Regions from separate parts of the Homo sapiens genome. Here regions 1 and 2 are each linked to region 3. A link is a loop called in an ENCODE intact Hi-C map of the cell type or tissue named here. Cell type or tissue: mammary epithelial cell. All regions are shown on one strand. Each heading gives the region's core, and the rest is flanking DNA. Links, peaks and the distances in the headings are about the cores only.

Region 1 (5,000 bases), core at 1-5,000, 310 kb after region 3:
TGTTAGACAGTTTCTTGATGAGCTCAAATTATGAAATAATGCAGGAATCATATAACTTATTAATAAAAATATGTTTACATTATAAAGCCAAAAACAATGTAGAGCCCTTTGTTAATTGTATGGCAAGTGGCATGTGGTAACCTTCAAAGTCTGACTGCATTCCCTCATGAGTGTTCACCATTTTTTTTTTGGAGATGGAGTCTCGCTCTGTCGCCCAGGCTGGAGTGCAGTGGCTTGATGTCCGGCTCACTGCAACCTCCACCTCCTGGGTTCAAGCAATTCTTCTGCCTCAGCCTCCCGAGTAGCTGGAACTACAGGCGCCCACCACCATGGCCGGCTAATTTTTGTATTTTTAGTAGAGACGGGGTTTCACCATTTTAGCCAGGATGGTCTCGATCTCCTGACCTCATGATCCGCCTGCCTTGGCCTCCCAAAGTGCTGGAATTACAGGATTGAGCCACCATACCCTGTGGTGTTCACCTTTAGAAAGGGCTCTGATGGTGACTCTGATACATATGCAAAATAACCTTCTGAGAGATTTTCTGCCACTTAGGAGTAGAAGATGTTCTCTTTGCCTCCATCTCCAGAGTAAGGGAATAAAGTAACAGTTAGAAGGTAGAAAAATAAACGGCCTAGCTTTCCCCTCCTGATTATATCAATCAAAAGTGAAATTAGCAGCCCCTGCCATATTTGTTTTTCATCTCTTGCCCAGATTATGTCTGCATGGAGGGCTGAGAATAATATTTCAGAAGAAGCAGGTAAACTATAAACAACCACAAGCAGGTTCCCCTTTACCCTCCTCTCTTTGGTTACTATCAGTGTCTAGGAGCATGTCCTCTGTAACCACGCATACTTTAAAATTGTGGATTAACTTGTTGCTTTTGAATTGTTTAGCTTTCATTATAATATCTAGATATCAGCTTCTGAAGTTTTAAAGAAATTTTGTTATTAAATGAATGGTATTGCTGATCATTACAAGCAGTTTCTTCAAGATGCCAATATCTATACTTAAAAAAATTCATTGAATATAGTGGAACTACTATACATGGTGTGCTGAGGTGCATTCCTTCCAGACTTAGGGTCCAGTGATGTTCATGTTTGCTTCTTGAAACCACCCATAGTAAGAATAGTTACATCAGAAATGCAGAAAAACATTACAACAAAGGGCATTGCTCTCCTGGGAAGCTGGTTGTTAATGCATAAACCTGAGTAAATCTCTGCCAGTCTTTGGTCTTTTTGCTCTGGGATCCATTCTTCAGCTTCCTCCTAATCTGCAGTGTTCTGCAGATGGCCGTCTCCGAGATGCATTCTTGGGTTCCCTTGTAAGCTGGTTGCCAGCTGGTTTCAAACAATGGGAGCCACCTACAGGAAATTGTCAGATGAAGAAAAGGAAAAGCCAGACAGGGACTCTGATAGCAATGGCTTCTCCTCTGTAGCTCTAGATTTTGCCAGAGAGTTGGACATAGTTTTCTTCCAATGTGTCATCTTGGCCCTTGTAACACTGCCTCTTCTCTTGTCCCTGCAGACTTCAAAAGGTAGCAACTTCTTGTAGATGCTAATTTATGAGTTGCCTCCGAGGCCTACATTTGGCTTCTCAGCTCTTCAGAGTTGCATGACCAGTTCCCTGCATAAAATGTTCTTTATTTTCATAGTAAGTTGGTAATATTCTTTAATTTTGCTAGGAAAGATAAACCACGCCGTAAATTTAACAGGAATTTAATATGAAATAATTATTAAACTATGATAGGAAAGCAACTATAAAGATACAGAAGCAATTCTAAAGGGAACCCTATGCTGAAGCTGACTTTCAAAGGAAGGACAAACTTAGAAGGTGGGACCCTCTTCAGGGCTGAGTTCTCATCTTGGAGAAAGCATGTTTGCAGCTCATGGAATAGCAGAGAAGTTTGTTAGGTTGGCTGGGACAAAGCTGGTCTGCATTCATCACACAAGAAAGAGATAAACCTCCAGGGTGCTGGCAAGCCAGGTTGGTCGGCAAGTACACAGAGGAAATCTGGACACTCTGTGGGTGTTATGGGCTTGGAGCATGCAGTGTCAGTATGTTCGGGTGGAGATAAGAAGCCTTGGGAAGGTAGTCATAGGGCTTAGGCAGGGCCTATGAGGTCACTGACGGATTTTGCCTTCTGGGTGTGTGGCTGGACAAGGCATCACTGAATGTTCTTACACACCCACACAGCAGGACTGCAGCAGGAGCCAGAGAGGGCTGAAAATCCAAAGCAAAACAGCCAAAACTGGAAAGAGAAGCCCCTTCCTTCTGTAATGTGACTCCAGTGCCCTCTATTGACAAAGCTTAACATGGTGCTGTGCTTAAAGAGAAATGTTTAAAGCAATCAGTCCATTACTTCAGAGCAGGCACTGAGGGGTCAATTTGGAGGTAAGGGCAATACATAGAAATTAACACAGTGTATTTTCTGTGTTCCTGGTTGGGGTCTGATTAATAAAATTCTCAAAGTTAACGCCTTCATTTTATATTGTTATTTTGTCCTATAATCTTTTGCTGTTGTTCAGTTTTAAAATATCAGATATTTATCATTATTCTTGATGACTCAGTTTCCTTCATGCCTTGGCCTTGATTTAACATCTTTTTTGAATGTGCCATCTACTTTCTACCTTCTTACCATCATGCTAATTCGTATCCTTATCATCTATCTCAGGGAATAGTGTATTTATTCTTGAAGTGAGAAATGACTAACTGCCTCTTTAAATGAAAAATGACTAAGTCCTTCTAATTTACCAGACACTGTGCTTGGCACATGGAATAGTCAGATGTGATTCTTTTTTCTTATATAGCTTAAACTTTAGTTTAGAGATTAAGGACACTGACAGTTGTATAATTAAAAACATTAAAAATGTCCCTGAAATGATGATGATGATGATGATGATGATGATGATGATGATGACAGTAATAGATATAGTCATACACGAGAAAATAGCTAGACAACCTGAGACCAAAGGTTATGCCTGAAGGAGCTGGTGCTTGAGCTTAGTATGATGGCTGAATAGAGGATAATTAGGTAAAGGGGTGGGAAAGGGCATTCCAAATGTAGGGCACATGTTTAAAGGCAGGAACATACTTATTTAATGATCTTCAAGGAGGCCAATCAATGTGTCTGGCATAGAGAGACAGCAATACCGAAGCATCCTAGGAGATGGGGCTTTAACAGCAAGCTAATATTTGGACCATGTGACGATTTGAAAACAATATTAAAGATTTGGGTGTTTTTCCCAATAGCAACGACAATTATTTCCAGTAACCTCTTAACTTGTTAAGCTTCCCTTTTATAGTTTTCTTCTGGCAAGCCTCCAATCTGAATTCTATGTATTTTTTCCAGTTTTTCTTTACTACCATAAAAATCTATTCATGTAAATCCCTATCTTTTTGCATATTGCACTCATATACCTCTTCTACCCTGCCATTATTCTAACCCCACTAAGGTAGGCCAGCCTCCAAGATAGCCTTCAAAGTTTCCCTACTCCATGTTCTTGTGCGGTTGAATCAGACTAAGTTGTGTAAATAATTGCAGATTGTGAAAATGACTGTGTTCTGTGGCATCATCCTTTATTCGTTCTCCTTCTCTCAGATCATTATCTCAGAAGGAAGCCAGTTGCCATATTATGAGAACACTCAAGAAACCCTATGGGGAAACCCATGAAGCAAAGAATTAAGATCTCCTGTCAACAGACAATGAGGAATTAAAGCCTCCTGCCAATAGCCAACATAAATGGAGGCTCCTGCCAACAGCTATGTGAATTATCCATCTGAGAAGTGGACCATCGTTTCTCAATTAAATCACAAAATGATTGAAGTGCGGGCCACCATCTTATCTGCAAGCTCACGAGAAATTTGGAACCAGAACAACCCAGCAAAGCCACTCCCAAGCTCTAACTAATGAATATGCCCATAGTTAGTTACTCTTTTGTACTCTTATCAATCGATACTCTCTGACTTTCAGTAAATCTGACCCCTACCAATTACAATACCAGAGAGAGTAGTTTCAAGAAGCCATCCAAATACTGAGTTTCTTTTGCCCCTAATATTCTGTTACTGATATCTGGGAAGAAATTCCATATGATACTTTGGTCCTTAGGAGATGCACAGGCTTAGATATATGTAGAGTCCCATTTATAAGTATGCACAAAATATTATAACAGTCACTTTTAATCGACCTATACAAAATGAAAATCTTAGATCAAACATGTATCATACATTTATTAGAATGTATTGTGATTATTGATTTGTTTATAAGACTTCTCGTTAACTTGTAAGCTATTTCTGGTTCCGAAATCTATTGGAAAAATGTAATAGATACAGAGAATCATGGGGCTCAGTAAAAAGCATCCTATTAATATTATATCAATTGATCGCAGAGTCCTAACTCCTGTGAATGTGTGCTTGTAAGTTTGAAATATACACAAGATCAGGTCACTACCAGAAATCAGGAAACCAAGAGTCTTAAGAGGCAGAATAAATACTGAAGGACAAACAGTAGGACAAATGGAGAAAACAGACAACTAGCCAAAATCAAACTTTTTCAGGCATCTTAGAGAAGAAGTAGAACAAGAAAATGGAAAATCACCAAGTGATCTAGAGGTATGTTTGAAATGATTATCTCTCATCTGCATTTTGAAGCCAACATTTAAAGAGAATCTTGTGGCTGTTGTATGATGAGACATTCTAAAACATTTTCTAGAAATGAATTTAATTTTTGACTGACTCATGCATATCAGTTCAGATAAAATAGGAGTGTAGTATTTATCCTCTATTTTCTAGTTCCAATGGTGGAAATTTTGCAAATCCACCTTGTGTACTAATAATATTCAGTCTCAGTACTTCCCATACCTGATAATTTCTCAAGACAAGGTGAATCATGATAACTTTTCTCTGCAGTGATAGCTAAAAGGTGACTCTGCATCATAATTTCTTAGTAGGACTCAATGTAAAACTTACCTATTTCTCTAGAAAAATCTCAAGAAAATGGAGC
Region 2 (5,000 bases), core at 1-5,000, 650 kb before region 3:
TTTGTTCAAAATTATTACTTAGAGCAGGAATACAGAACAAAAACAAAAACAAGAAACACAAAAATACCTGGGAGGGTAAGCACTTAAAGGGCTGGCTAGAAGACTGAAAAAGAAAAAAATCCTAAGAATGTGATTTCACTAAACCAAAAGAACAAAAGCTTTGTGATGGTCAACAGCAGTAAGTGCCACAGAAGGTCAAGTACAAAAACAAACAAACAAACAAAAACACTGACTACTTTCAGCAAATGAGGAAGCCACTGAAGATTACAGCAAAAACATTTTCGATACAGTGGTGTATCAAAAACAAAATTGCAGGGGATTAAGGAGTGAATGGAAGACAAAGTTCCCTTCCATATAAGATAGGGATAATAATCATACACTCACAACATAGAGTTTTAGGAAGAATTCAGTGAGATGTTATATGCAAAGTACATGAACTGCACCTGGAGATATTAGGTGCTAAAAAACTTTTTCATTTTATTAGGAAATATCCTTCATGTTGTTGTTATTCCTTTTTAATGCTTGTAGAGTGCTTAATATGCTTTTTTGCTTCAAAAAATTCTGCATATAGTGTAACATGTTTGGGTTTCTCTATACTGAGATGATCTACCTACAATTATTTTGAACAGTCATTCACCTCTAGATCTCAAATCTCAACACAGTGCTAACACACATTTTTTAGCATCTCCTAAACTCTTCTTGCTTTAAGCTGCACCATTGTCACCTCAATACACCACAAAAAAAAAGCTCAAATGGGTCTCTACCCCAATTATTTTGTTTAAATAGAATTCCATCAGAGTCATATTCCAATGAGCATCACCAAAACTGGAAATTGCCTACTTCACTGGTTCATTCAGTGTATCATCCTGATTATTATGTCTTATTTCATTATGAAAGTGCTTCAAAGATTCTTTTCTATTAGTTATGAGGCCATATAATACTATGATTCCACGCAAGTTCCAGCAAGCTTATGTATCTTTTAAGAATATTTCAAATTTTTACAATTTAAGTTAATAGTTTGTGTTGAACATTCATGAAAAGATAAAAGCTCATTAGTTACATGTTTTGGTTAGTGTTTTATGAGTATTTTCAAATAATTACTAGTTATTGGCATTTCAAATGCTTTATATTAAGATAACCATCTTTGAAACCTATTTATTTTCATTTTCAATTATTCAATCACAGTAATTATAGCTCTATCATTTATCTTGCAAGAAACAAATTCCCATCAGAAACAGACCTCTTTTATGAGTGGGAAATTACTTAATTGCTTTTAAAGCACTGGTGACAAATACTATTCATTGTTCATTCCAAATAACACACTATTAATCATTATCTGAAAAAATGGATGGTCTCCAAAAACTTTTAGAACCAATTAACACCCAAATTAAACCATTTCTTCAAGGCAATAAAACATTTCACAACAAGACACTATAATCGGTTAAGTTTCATAAATGATATTTTAATATTAAGAACTGTTTATATTTTGTAATGTTGTTAGAATAGCTCACATATATAATCTTTAATTCATTTGTTTTCTTTGCATTATGGCAAAAATTAGCATTCAAATAAATAAAAGAGATCAGCTCTTATAGCATCTGGCAGCATTATAATTAAAGTTCTGTCAATAGGGCTATTAAAAGCCTGGTTTGAAAAGGATTTAAAATTTAGCCTCAAGTCAGGTTAAAATTCCATATAAGAATTGCAAGTTACCCAAATGCCTGTAAAAACTCTTAGGTTATATAGTAGTGATTTTTCTCAATATATCATTTTTCAAGGTTTATAATTAAAGATTCTTCAATAAAACCTTATGGATAATTAATTTTTCTAGATCTATGTTCATAGTCCATTTCTATTAGGAGAGCCTGCTAGGTGGTGCTATGGTGCCACACTAGGCTGGAAACCCCATAAAGAATAGAGACCTGCTGAGGCTGAGTATAAAAAGCATCCAATACACTTCTATTAAATACAGGAATGAGGAAATGCCTTCTGTATCATGTTGACAGTTCAGTTCAGGAAGTTGTGTAGTATTATTCACACCATTAATTTTTTTCATATCCACTAATAACAATAATCAAATTACTAGAAAGAGAAAACAAAACTTGGACATTTTTCATCCTTCCACAATGCCTAATACAGTACTCTTACTTGTGAAATTTAATCACCAATGCTTCCAAATAATGTAACTTGAAGAAAAAAGGTAATGAGGAAAGTATCCATAACAAATTGTTGAGTTTCATGTACGTACACTAAAAAAAGGTAACTTTGACACAAAGGAATAAAGTATATTTTAACTACTAAAAACATATATATAGATATTTAAAAATTACATCCTTAATAGAATTAACCTTAATGAGTGAGAGGTTTAAGTAATTACTCAATAAAATACAACTGATTAGTCTGGCATTTTCATATATGGAAAAAGTTATGTTATAATCAGATAATCCTTCAGCTGGACTTGGGAGGAAGTTATATGCAATCAGATAAACCTCCAGCAGAATTCAGAAGGAAAAAAATTACTAACAAATGCTCATCAGCATATGTACTAGTTTCCAATTGCCACTGTAACAAAATTACCAAAAATAGTGGCTTCAAGCACCACACATTTAGTATCTTACAGTTCTGTAGCTTAGAAGACCAAAATCATGTTCACTGAGCTGAAGTCAATTGTTCTGTCTGAGGGGCTGGTTCCTTTGAAGCCTCTGAGGAATGAACCTCTTTCCTTTGGCTTCTTCAGCTCCTAGAGGTCACCTGCATTCCTTAAGTCATGGTCCCTTCCTTGCATGACAACTGCTTCATGCTTCCTGCATCACAGCTACTACCACTGACCCTGATCTTGCTGTCTCTGTCTTACAAGAACGCTATCAATTACACTGGTTCACTTGAAGAAACTGGGATACTCTCCCCCGATCTCCAAATATTTAATTTAATCACATCTGAAATGTCCTTTTTAACATATAAAACAGCATATCCACAGGTTTGAAAAGGATATAAAATTTAGCCTCTAGTGAGATTAGAAATTTCATATAAGAATTGTGATTACTGGTGATTATGACATGAACATCTTTAGGGGGCCATTATTCAGCCAACAACAGAGTGCAAACCCTGAAGATGAATAACATGAGAAAAATAAATATGAAATCAGTTTAATGTTTATGATTTTACATCTAAGATGTAAAATCTACTAAGATATGTGAAATAAAAAATGGGACAAATATGTCTAATATTATTCTACAGTAAATTCTATTATTCTATAGTACATGCTTTAAAATTAACAACAAAAACAAAATATAAATAGTAAACTGAGGCAAGTTTTAAGGAAAGCATTTTAAATCTAAATATAAAAATATATAAAATAAAATTGTTTTAAAACAACAAAGATGAGCAATTACCAAGAACTAGAATCAAGCATTTTTAGTGGATCCCAAATATGAATTTTTTTCTTGACAGTCACAGCTGTGTTTCCCAAAAGGAGTTGCAATCTATTATTAAAATAAACAAAAAGTCATGGAACAAAAAGGCATAGAAAGTCTGACAGGATCATGAATTATAGTGCAATAATAATTCAATATAATTACAAAGGATGCCTAAACTAAAGAAAGAAAATAGATTGTATAAACAGGCTTTTATTTCCATGAAAGAGCTCTTATGTATTTCTGATAAGTCAAAGTGCCAGTGTATAGATTATGACAATACACGATAATACCCAGTTTTCCCTACATAAGTTCGATAGGTCACATTTTCAATTATGAAAATCCTGCTGATTAAAGCCAAAGTTAGGAACTGAATGGAAACTCAACAAATATTGTAAGCATAACTGTAGAACAGATGTCACCTAGCCCCTAACAAATCATTCTTCTCACTGTTTTGAATACTCTTATTTCAGTTGTCACAAGCAGTAGCACATAAACTGGTAGAACTAGAACTGACTGTTCCAGCAACTTCAAATTGGGATGATAACATTTATTTGACAATTTTGGTGATGCTACTGTTAATGTTGGTAAATACCACTTATAGTATTGATAATGATACCTTACAAAAATGTAAGGTAGCAAAATACAAATGAGCACACAGACATGAGAAATAGGAACTATAAAGCTTCACAATGAGGCCATAAAACAGGCTGAAGCAGCGTATAACCACAGAGATATGGAAGACCTTAAGGAATATTAATAAGGCTGTAATTTTTCCTCCACTATACAATTATGGTTTATGAATAATGTGAGGTGACTTCTAGTTTAGCCAGCAACATTTAGCATCTAAATTTAGAGAAAAAAAGCAAAAACAAATTTTTTCCAAATAGAATTGGTTAAAATTTCCTGACAATAACATTAATGCCAATAACTTTGCTTGCTTCCTTGTTTGATAATCAACATTATCCACTGATGAAATGGGCTGCCCCTCTTCCTTTAAAAGTTGCCCTCCATCTTTCTGACACCTGACTCGTGGCTATTCATGTTATATCTACTCCCAGGCTCTGTGTTCTGCATTGTGCTTTCTTTAATAAGCACTATCTGCTGAAGTAGAATGGTTTGAATTTCAGAGGAAAGCACAGAGCAATACTGAAGCTTTTTAAATGTTAAGACTTCCTTTGGCATGATCTCAGCTCACTGCAACCTCCACCTCCTGGATTCAAGTGATTCTCCAGCCTCAGCCTCCCAAGTAGCTGGGATTACTGGTGTGCACCACCATGCCCAGCTAATTTATTTATTTATTTATTTTGTATTTTTAGTACAGACGGGGTTCACAGTGTCGGCCAGGCTGGTCTTATACTCCTGACCTCAAGTGATCCACCTGCCTCAGCTTCCCAAGTTGCTAGGATTACAGACATGAGCCACTGTGCCTGGCCAGGAATTCCTTTATTTTTGTACATCCTTGTAGGGGAGATTTCTAGGAGGCTAGTAATAGACAAAGCCACACATATACAGTAGGACTGCTAATACAATTAGAAATAATTCAGTTTTTAGGATAATATACTACTGTGAAATTTTAAATTAATT
Region 3 (8,326 bases), core at 1,787-6,786:
ATAATGTTATAAACATGGCATTGTTTGGATCAAATACAGTAAGCTTGGTAACCTAATGTGTTGCTTTTGAAAATATATCCAACCTAACATTAAAGGCAAACTCAACAGAAGTTGGACCATTTTAAGTACTAATCTACTAGACCTTTTCAAATATATCTTCTGAAACTCCCTGTAATTATGGCTTTGTAACATGTCATTTTTCTCTTTTATTAGGAACACAACAGTATAGTTAAGTTGCATGTAATTTTTTTCTCTGAGACTGTTTTTAAAGCATGTTACTGTAAATGAATGCATAAAAGAAGAAAAGATTCAACAAGTTCTTTAAATAGAATATTCAAGTGTGAGTATATCATTATGTGTTAGAAACAAAACACATATTTTTCAAATTATAATATTTTAATATTTCCCCCCTTGACTTGCCTATGTATGTTCAAGTTAACTAGACTTAGGCTACATGCATCAGCCTTTAGAATGTGAGATTTTTAAATTTACATTTATGGAATATATTCTAGCAATATAATTCCAATTTAATTATACAGCAAAAATCTTTACTCTTGGAAAATACTTAATAATGAAAGCCAAAGGTGAAAAAAGCACATCTTCAAACAAAATTTATTGGTTTGCTAATTTCAGTTGATATATAATGGGAGAGCACTTTCTTCTTTGGTAGCAAGTCTTATTTTGATATATTCATTTCTTTTAAATAGGTCAAAATATAGTAGTTAAAATAAGCAATGAAATGAATAATATGAAATTTTTTTCCTATTCTGCTTTTGTTTATATTGAATAAAATATATTGCTATTCAAGAAAACCTGGAACTATTCTGAGTATTGTCTTTGTATTAGGCTCTTATTGCTGCTGCAACAAATGACTACAGATTAGTGACTTAAAACAACACACATTTGTTTATTATCTTAGTGTTCTGGAGGACAGAAACTAAAAAGTGGCTCTCATGGGCTAAAGTTCAGGTGTTGGCAGAGCTGCATTCTTTCTGGAGAATCTAGGGGAAAATCATTTTCTCTCCTTTTCCAGCTTCTGGAAGCCGCCTCATTCGTTAGCTCCTGGCCCCATCCACCATCTTCAAAGCCAGCAGTGTAGCATCTTCCAATTTCTCTCTCTCTAACTCTGCACCCATCATCCCACTATCTAACTATACTGCCTCCCTCTCATAAGTACTCCTGTGAATACACTGGGCCCAGGATAATTATTATTCAGAATGATCTCCCCCTTTCAAGATGCTTTGATCACATTTGCAAAGTACCTTTTGACACATAAGGCAACACACTTGCAGATTCCAGGATTAGGAGATAGACATTTTTCATGGGTTGTTATTCAGTTTACCACATCGATTCTTGATTTTCCTGAAAAATCTAGATACATGAAGATGTAGGGCCTTTATCAAATAATATTATACTTTAAAACTCAAAAAAACAAAATAAATATGATTATAATTTAAAACTATTATTGCATATTTATTTTAAAAAATCTCTAAGTGGAAAAGTGATATATTTTTTACGTAATAGTCATGGGGTCCATAACTTTTCCACTCTTCTCTGATAAAATCCTGATTCTGCTGATGGGAGCTCCCCCTTAGTTTCAATGTTATCCTGGGCAACTCACTTAAAGGCAATTAATCCATTAGAAGGCTTGCAGCTTATAAATTAACTTAAAAATTATTTGTCCAAATTGGGATAGAATAGAATAATATTATTCTTATTTGTTGGAATTTGGGTGGACAAATATGGAGTGAATTAGGTAGCTTGAAACAGAGAGAAGGTTGTCACAAAAATTCAGAACAGCTAATTAAATTTCAATTTTAAATAAACAACATGCAAGTTCATAGTTATGTCCCAAATATTTCATGAGACATACTTACAGTTAAAAATATGTGTTGTTTTATCTGAAGTTCAAATTTAATTGGCTGTCTTGTAATTTTATCTTCTAAATACAAAAACCCTATAGAGATGACAATAGGACTAAGTGGCCATGAACCAGCTGAAGTTATAAGGAAATTTAAAATCGTGAGGAAGCAGAAGCTGTGACAGATAGTACAGTTTGAGGGTAAGCAGAGGTCCTTAGCTTGCTTTTATTAAACAAACAGGAAGATAATTTGCAACGAAACATAAAAACTATAGCTTTTATAAATCTTTCAGAAAAAGTCAAACACTGTGCTAGCATTGGGCAAATGAAAATAGTCAATTCATGTAAAAGATATAAAGATAGCTAACAAACTTGTGAAAATGTGTTCAACTGCTTCCTAATTGAGGAAATGACAAGAGAGTAAGTTTTTTTAAACCAAGTTTTATAAGTCAAGATAAAAAAGATTGACATTGCTCAGAGGTATCAAGAACATGGGACAATTGGGTCTCCATTTTTTGGTAAAAATCTAAATTGTTATAATAATTTTTAGAGGAGTATGTGGTGATATATAGCTAAACATATGAATGAGTAGTTGAAATATGTGACCATAAGTCAGGAAACCTCCTTTTACCTTTCTTGGGGTGATGTTGAACGACTTAGGCACCAGAGCAGCTTGGACTACAGGTGTGAGCCATCATGCCTCACAAAGTTTTAAAATTTTCTGGAAGAGACAAGTTCTCATTTTGTTGCCCCGGCTGGTCTCGAACTCCTGGCCCAAGCGATCTTCCCACCTTGGCCTCTCAAAGTGTTGGGATTACAGGTGTGACCCACTGCACCCAGTCAGGTGTAGTCCCTTAAATCAACTTTTTTTTGTACAATGGAGTCTCACCAGCCATTAATGAGACGAAATCAAAGATTCATCCCCACACAGAATCCCTAGATAGGTAAGGAATTCCTTTCTATATGTCTCAAGTCCATCTTATTTCGATTTTTAACTTTTGTTTCTTTAATACAAGCCGCCAACTTCTAGCTTGTAACTGGTTTTCCAAGAACCACCTTTGTCCACTAAAAATTCCTTTTGCATCCTAAACAGAATAATCTTTCTCAAAGTGCAAATCTGCACCTTAGAATATTCAACACTTTTCCCTCCCTCATCCTTCTCTTGCTTGGAAACATTCATCGGCTTCCTCTTGCTCTTAGGATAAAGACCAAAAAGCAAAGACCGAAATCCTTGACATGACTTATTGACTACCATTTCAGCCTTTTCCACCACATTGTCTTCACCATCTGTTTGATGAGACCTGAACCTCTTCAGTTACTGGAGCTCATGATACTGTCTTCCTGACAGGCTCCAGACTTGATCTCTCTCTGTTCTCTATTTGATTGGTTAGTATTACTCATTGACCATACCCTAGCTCTGCCCTGGCTAACTCAGGAAATTCTTCTCTAGTCATGGGTAAAATTCCCAATTAAATAAGCATTTGTAGCACTGTGGTGTGTTTCTCTTTCTTAGCACTAACCACATTGGAATGTTATGTCTTACTTGCGTGGTTGATTCATGTCTCTCTCACTCACTAGAGACTAAGCTGCATGAGTACGTGAATCATGTCTGGTTTTCTCTCTATTATGGGATCATATTTGAAAAAAGCTCTCTGAATGAAGGAGTAAAACATTGATCTGTTTTCTACACATGATGATGGGCTGGGAGCAATGTAAGTAGGCATGAGGGAATTTCCATCTAAGTTTATGATAGAGGTTTAAGTGTCCCCACATTACCAGTGATTAAAGAAGAGAGAAGCAAAGTGTCAGGTTAATATCACCTTTTTCTTAACCTTTATCTGGCCCCATTTTAATGAGGTCTTTCCAAGCCATTTTCATGACTTATGCACCATGGTTAAAGTTACCCTTTTTCAGATGAGTTGTACCCAATGTGGGAGAAGACAAAGTGGGATACTTGGTGCCAAGTTTAAACTGATTTGGGTGAGACTATAGTTCCATAGTCTATGTTAACTTTCGGCCTAGAACGCTTTGCAAATTCAGCATAAAATAGCTATACCAAGCATGTTTGGAGTTTTCTTGAGCCATGTACTGGTGCGATATAATCTATTAGTTTGATGAAATAAATGGAAATAACTTTTAAAGGGAAAATGCTTTTTATAAGTATGGCTATCTGTCAACTTCGTTGTTTTTCCTTATAACTCTCTCTGAATATAAGAGAGCAGTACCGATTGTATATTTTCTCTCACTATCTTCCCAAGACTAGCAATCTAATTCAATTCACTGAGGTTGAGTCCACTAGAAATTTTGTTTGTTGTCTTCATGCTTTTATTCTAAAGATAATTTAAAAATTACAAAACAGATCTGGAAAATGTCTAATGATGTAGTTTGCTGAGTATAAAGAAGTATTAAATTAGGCTAAAAGTCAGGAGCTTTCATTATGTATTCAACATACTGAATATGATATGGTGTTTGGTATCTGCTGCCAGAGTATTGCTTCTAGACAGGCTAATCTGTACTCCAAGAATGACACCCTGTGGCTGAATAGATCAATAGCAGAAAGCTCATTTATCATTCTCTTCTTTGTCTTTTAAAAAAATAGTCATTGCAAAATGGGATTTATATACAATTCACTTTAATAAAAAATTATTTTATGACAAAGCCCCTTAAATGTTTAAAATGGATTGAAAAGGGCTAGCATGAATAAAGAAAACATTTCAATATTTATTGCTCAATGTATGTGCTATATATGAGCTATGTCAACATATATCATTAACACATAGCAATAATTTGTTACACAAGTAGGTAGGGATTTTTCTCTTAAAAATAGTTCATAACATTTCATTGTGTTTAAAACTTGAGGAGTGTATTCATTTCTGTTGTTTTAACTGGAGCCTCAAGGCAACACTGAATAATCTCTAATAGCTATGTTAATATTTCTATGTTTTACAATTATAGAAATGCAAGGTAAATGAGGGTTAAAAGAATTTTCGTTTTCTTTCTTTTTCTTTTTGAGACAGAGTCTCGCTCTGTCGCCCAGGCTGGGGCGCAGTGGTGCAATCTCGGGTCACTGCAACCTCTGCCTCCAGGGTTCAAGGGATTCTCCTGCCTCAGCCTCCTGAGTAGCTGGGACTACAGGCGCGTGTCACCACACCTGTCTAATTTTTTGTATTTTTAGTACAGACGGAGTTTCACCGTGTTAGCCAGGATGGTCTCAATCTCCTGACCTCATGATCCGCCTGCCTCAGCCTCCCAAAGTACTGGAATTATAGGTGTGAGCCACCGCGCCCAGCTCAAATTGCTTTTGATTCTGAGTAATTTACTTATAGCTTGAATGTATACTTATAAGTTAATACTATAACAAAGCAGAGTAAGATTTTTTATTACAAATGGATATAATGTAGTTTAGCCATGTTATAAACGTGATGCAGAAAAACACAGTAATATAACAATAAAATATACAATTATATAAACACATTTTAATACATTAAACTAGAAAGAAGAAAATTTCTTATTTAAAAAATCATTCTTTATTATCCCTGCATTTAATGCCTCATGATATTCCTATCACTGCATTCCTTTTACTTTATTATTTTTCATTTTTCTTCCATTTTTATTTTAAGTTCCCAGGTACATGTGCAGGATGTGCAGGTTTGTTACATAGGTAAACAGATGCCATGGTGGTTTGCTACACAGGTCAACCCATCACCTAGGTATTAAGCCCAACATCCATTAGCTCTTCTCCCTGATGCTCTCCCTCCCTCTACCTCCCCATCTCAGGCCCCAGTGTGTGTTGTTCCCCACCATGTCTCCATGTGTTCTCATTGTTCAGCTGCCACTTATAAGTGAGAACATGAGGTCCTTGTTTTTCTGTTCCTGCATTAGTTTGCTGAGGATAATGGCTTCCTTCTAATTTGATCTTAAAAACCCCACATTTTCTTGTGGGCCCTGAGTGTTTGGGTCAGGGGGAAGCAGCCTCTTGTAGAAGCATGTCTATATAACTTATGCTTTGCTGTCCCTGATCTGCTACTTATTTGGAGTAGCTTGGAGGGTAAGGAGGGATATGAGTCTGAGCTGGGAGCAGCAGAGATCAGACCAGTGAGGGAGTTGTATGCCTCTGATAACTGTGAGCAAGCTCTCTCTCCCTAATTATCCTGAGTTCCTTGTGCAGTCAAAGCTAGAATTTCATCCTTTCTCCTATAAAACAAATATTTTAAATGCAATTCCTGGATTATATTATCCAGATTTGAAAAACCTTGAAAAGCTTTTCATATACTTGCTTTAAAATTCAACATATTTCTCTCTAATTACACTTTAAATGCAAACGAAGTGCCTGCCTAAAGGGCGTCCATAGACTGACTGGCTTCATAGTTGAATAAATGTTTAATTTTTACAACTGATATACCTTGTCCAGAGTACAGATAAAGCTTTTGGAAAAAATGATAAAACTACCAACAACACAGCAAAAAAGTCATTGTAAAGAAAGAGTCAAAGAAGATAACAGGAAATGTAAGTTATGTGGCTAACCCAATTTGTGCTCATATTTTGCTGTCCTGTCTTAGTTTACAAAAATGAAATAAAAAATGTAGTAAGGTGGTCCGTACTGAAACTATGAAAATCAGTCATATTCGGTGATTCACAGAACTCAGGGTTTCAATATGTACCTTAAGGTCCTCAGTGTTGCTTAAGTTCATACCAATAACGTAACATCCAAAGTAGTTTCACAATTAATTTATAAAGGTTTCCCAAATAAGAAGCCTAGTATCAGAATACATAACCTCCCACAGTCTTCAGTTTGAAGCTGAAGGCTGCCAAGACATGAACAGAGCTGTGAGACTGGGAGTATGCACACACAGAATCCCTGTGAGGAGACAGACCAAAGATAGCACAATTAGCCAGAAGAGAGTTTGTAAAAACTTGATCATATAAGCTGCTGACAACCACTGGAGCTCAATTAGGCCTGGAATTTCACTTTGGAATGGCTAGAGTTTAAATTGCCAACTACTCAAATCCACATTTACACTTATTTTATGAATCTATACTGTGGCCCAATTGCTGTAGTGGTGAAAACTACACACCTGGTTGTAAAATAAGGTATGAAATATGTTTTCTAACCAAGGGGAAAGTGTTCTCATCAGCCACAAGGTTTAATTCACGGTAGCCTCATCATCTATAATATATGATGACATCCAGGCTCAGCTGCCAACTACTGATATTAATTACTGAGACTTGATTGGGGTTAACCACTTTTGCTTAAGGTTTCAGCATTCTCTAATTTCAGCTGTCTCTGTGATTCAGTGCTCTAAATACTTATTAGAAATGACAGGATGTGCAAAACATGAATCTAGAAGGACCCAAGGAATATCATCAGATAGGATCATCCAGTCTAGTTTATCTACATATGAGATTCTCTTAAATTTAAACTTGAAATTCTTCCTCTTATTTGTTTCCAATCTATGTCTGTGCTTATGTAAAGGCAATAGGGTTCCTTTTCCCGTATTTTTGAAACCATAATATTATTGGTTACAGGATATAACCTAATGGCTTCCTCTGCATTCTGATGCATAGCCCAGATATTATGATATCATTATTACTAAAAAGACATTATGATATTTTAATATGGTTCTTAAATGGCATCATATGATAAATGTCTTAAGTATTCACAAACAAATACGTTTTTATAGTTTGAAATTAATCAACTTGGGCTGCATTCAGAAAACAGAAAAAATAAAATAAGTGATAAATGTTATACATTACTTAATGAAAATTATCCCATTACATTAAAAAAAGATTTTAAAGTTTATTGAGTTGGTCTTTAAGAATGTATTTGCATATGTATTAAATTACACATGAAAAACTAGAAATGTTTTGATTTCATGACAAAGTAATTTTATTTACAAATAGTCTTATTAAAGAACCATTAAAGACTGTTGTAATTGAAGAATAGTTTTTCCAGTTAAAACCAAATTTTCAAAATTAATAGTAAGTTGACCCATTTCCACAGTCTCCATATCTGTCTTCTAAACATTTTTCAAAAGTCTCAAAATGACAAGAAATATTTTACTTCAGTACAATCAAGCAAATGAAACAAACTTAGAGACCATGAAGATAAACTAGACACATCTTCATAAGCACGAAACATTTTTTATGTCACAAAAAATATATTTGAGTTTTCCAAAGACAACTAAATAACACATTTGCTTCCTTTGAAAATAACATTGCTTCATTTAAAAACACTTGGGAGAGGTTGGTGTGGTGGCTCACCCCTGTAATCTCAGCACTTTGGGAGGTTGAGCCAGGAGGAATGCTTGAACTTAGGAGTTCAAGAAGAGCCTAGGGGGCACACAGTGAGTCCTCATCTCTACAAAAAAAAAAAAAAAAAATTAGCTGGGTGTAGGGACATGTGTGCCAGTAGTCTCAGCTACTTGGGAGGCTGAGGTGGGAGAATTGCTTGAGCCTGGGAAGTTG

The links. A loop is a pair of places that touch in the nucleus more often than their neighbours do. Peaks named below come from ENCODE experiments on the same cell type or tissue, not always from the same donor. Only the 100,000 strongest peaks of a DNase experiment are listed, where the experiment ranks them.
Region 1: a loop joins it to region 3, with 10 times the contacts of the local background. A loop is called at or near these places in 10 of 110 quality-filtered maps.
Region 2: a loop joins it to region 3, with 18 times the contacts of the local background. A loop is called at or near these places in 18 of 110 quality-filtered maps.

What each region holds. Positions count from the first base shown.
Region 1 is chr4:156,166,395-156,171,394 of GRCh38, reverse strand. No RefSeq gene overlaps it. Among named protein-coding and RNA genes, the nearest start is that of CTSO, 220 kb to the right of the region's middle. In mammary epithelial cell, for the core only: a CTCF peak has its summit at 2,296 (motif pointing left); a DNase peak (open chromatin) is centred at 2,144.
Region 2 is chr4:157,125,501-157,130,500 of GRCh38, reverse strand. All of the region lies in intron 4 of GLRB (glycine receptor beta), which reads right to left. Among named protein-coding and RNA genes, the nearest start is that of GLRB, 52 kb to the right of the region's middle. In mammary epithelial cell, for the core only: a CTCF peak has its summit at 1,880; no DNase peak of the experiment used is centred there.
Region 3 is chr4:156,471,540-156,479,865 of GRCh38, reverse strand. No RefSeq gene overlaps it. Among named protein-coding and RNA genes, the nearest start is that of LINC02272, 170 kb to the left of the region's middle. In mammary epithelial cell, for the core only: a CTCF peak has its summit at 4,397; DNase peaks (open chromatin) are centred at 3,365 and 4,355; H3K27ac peaks cover 2,016 bases.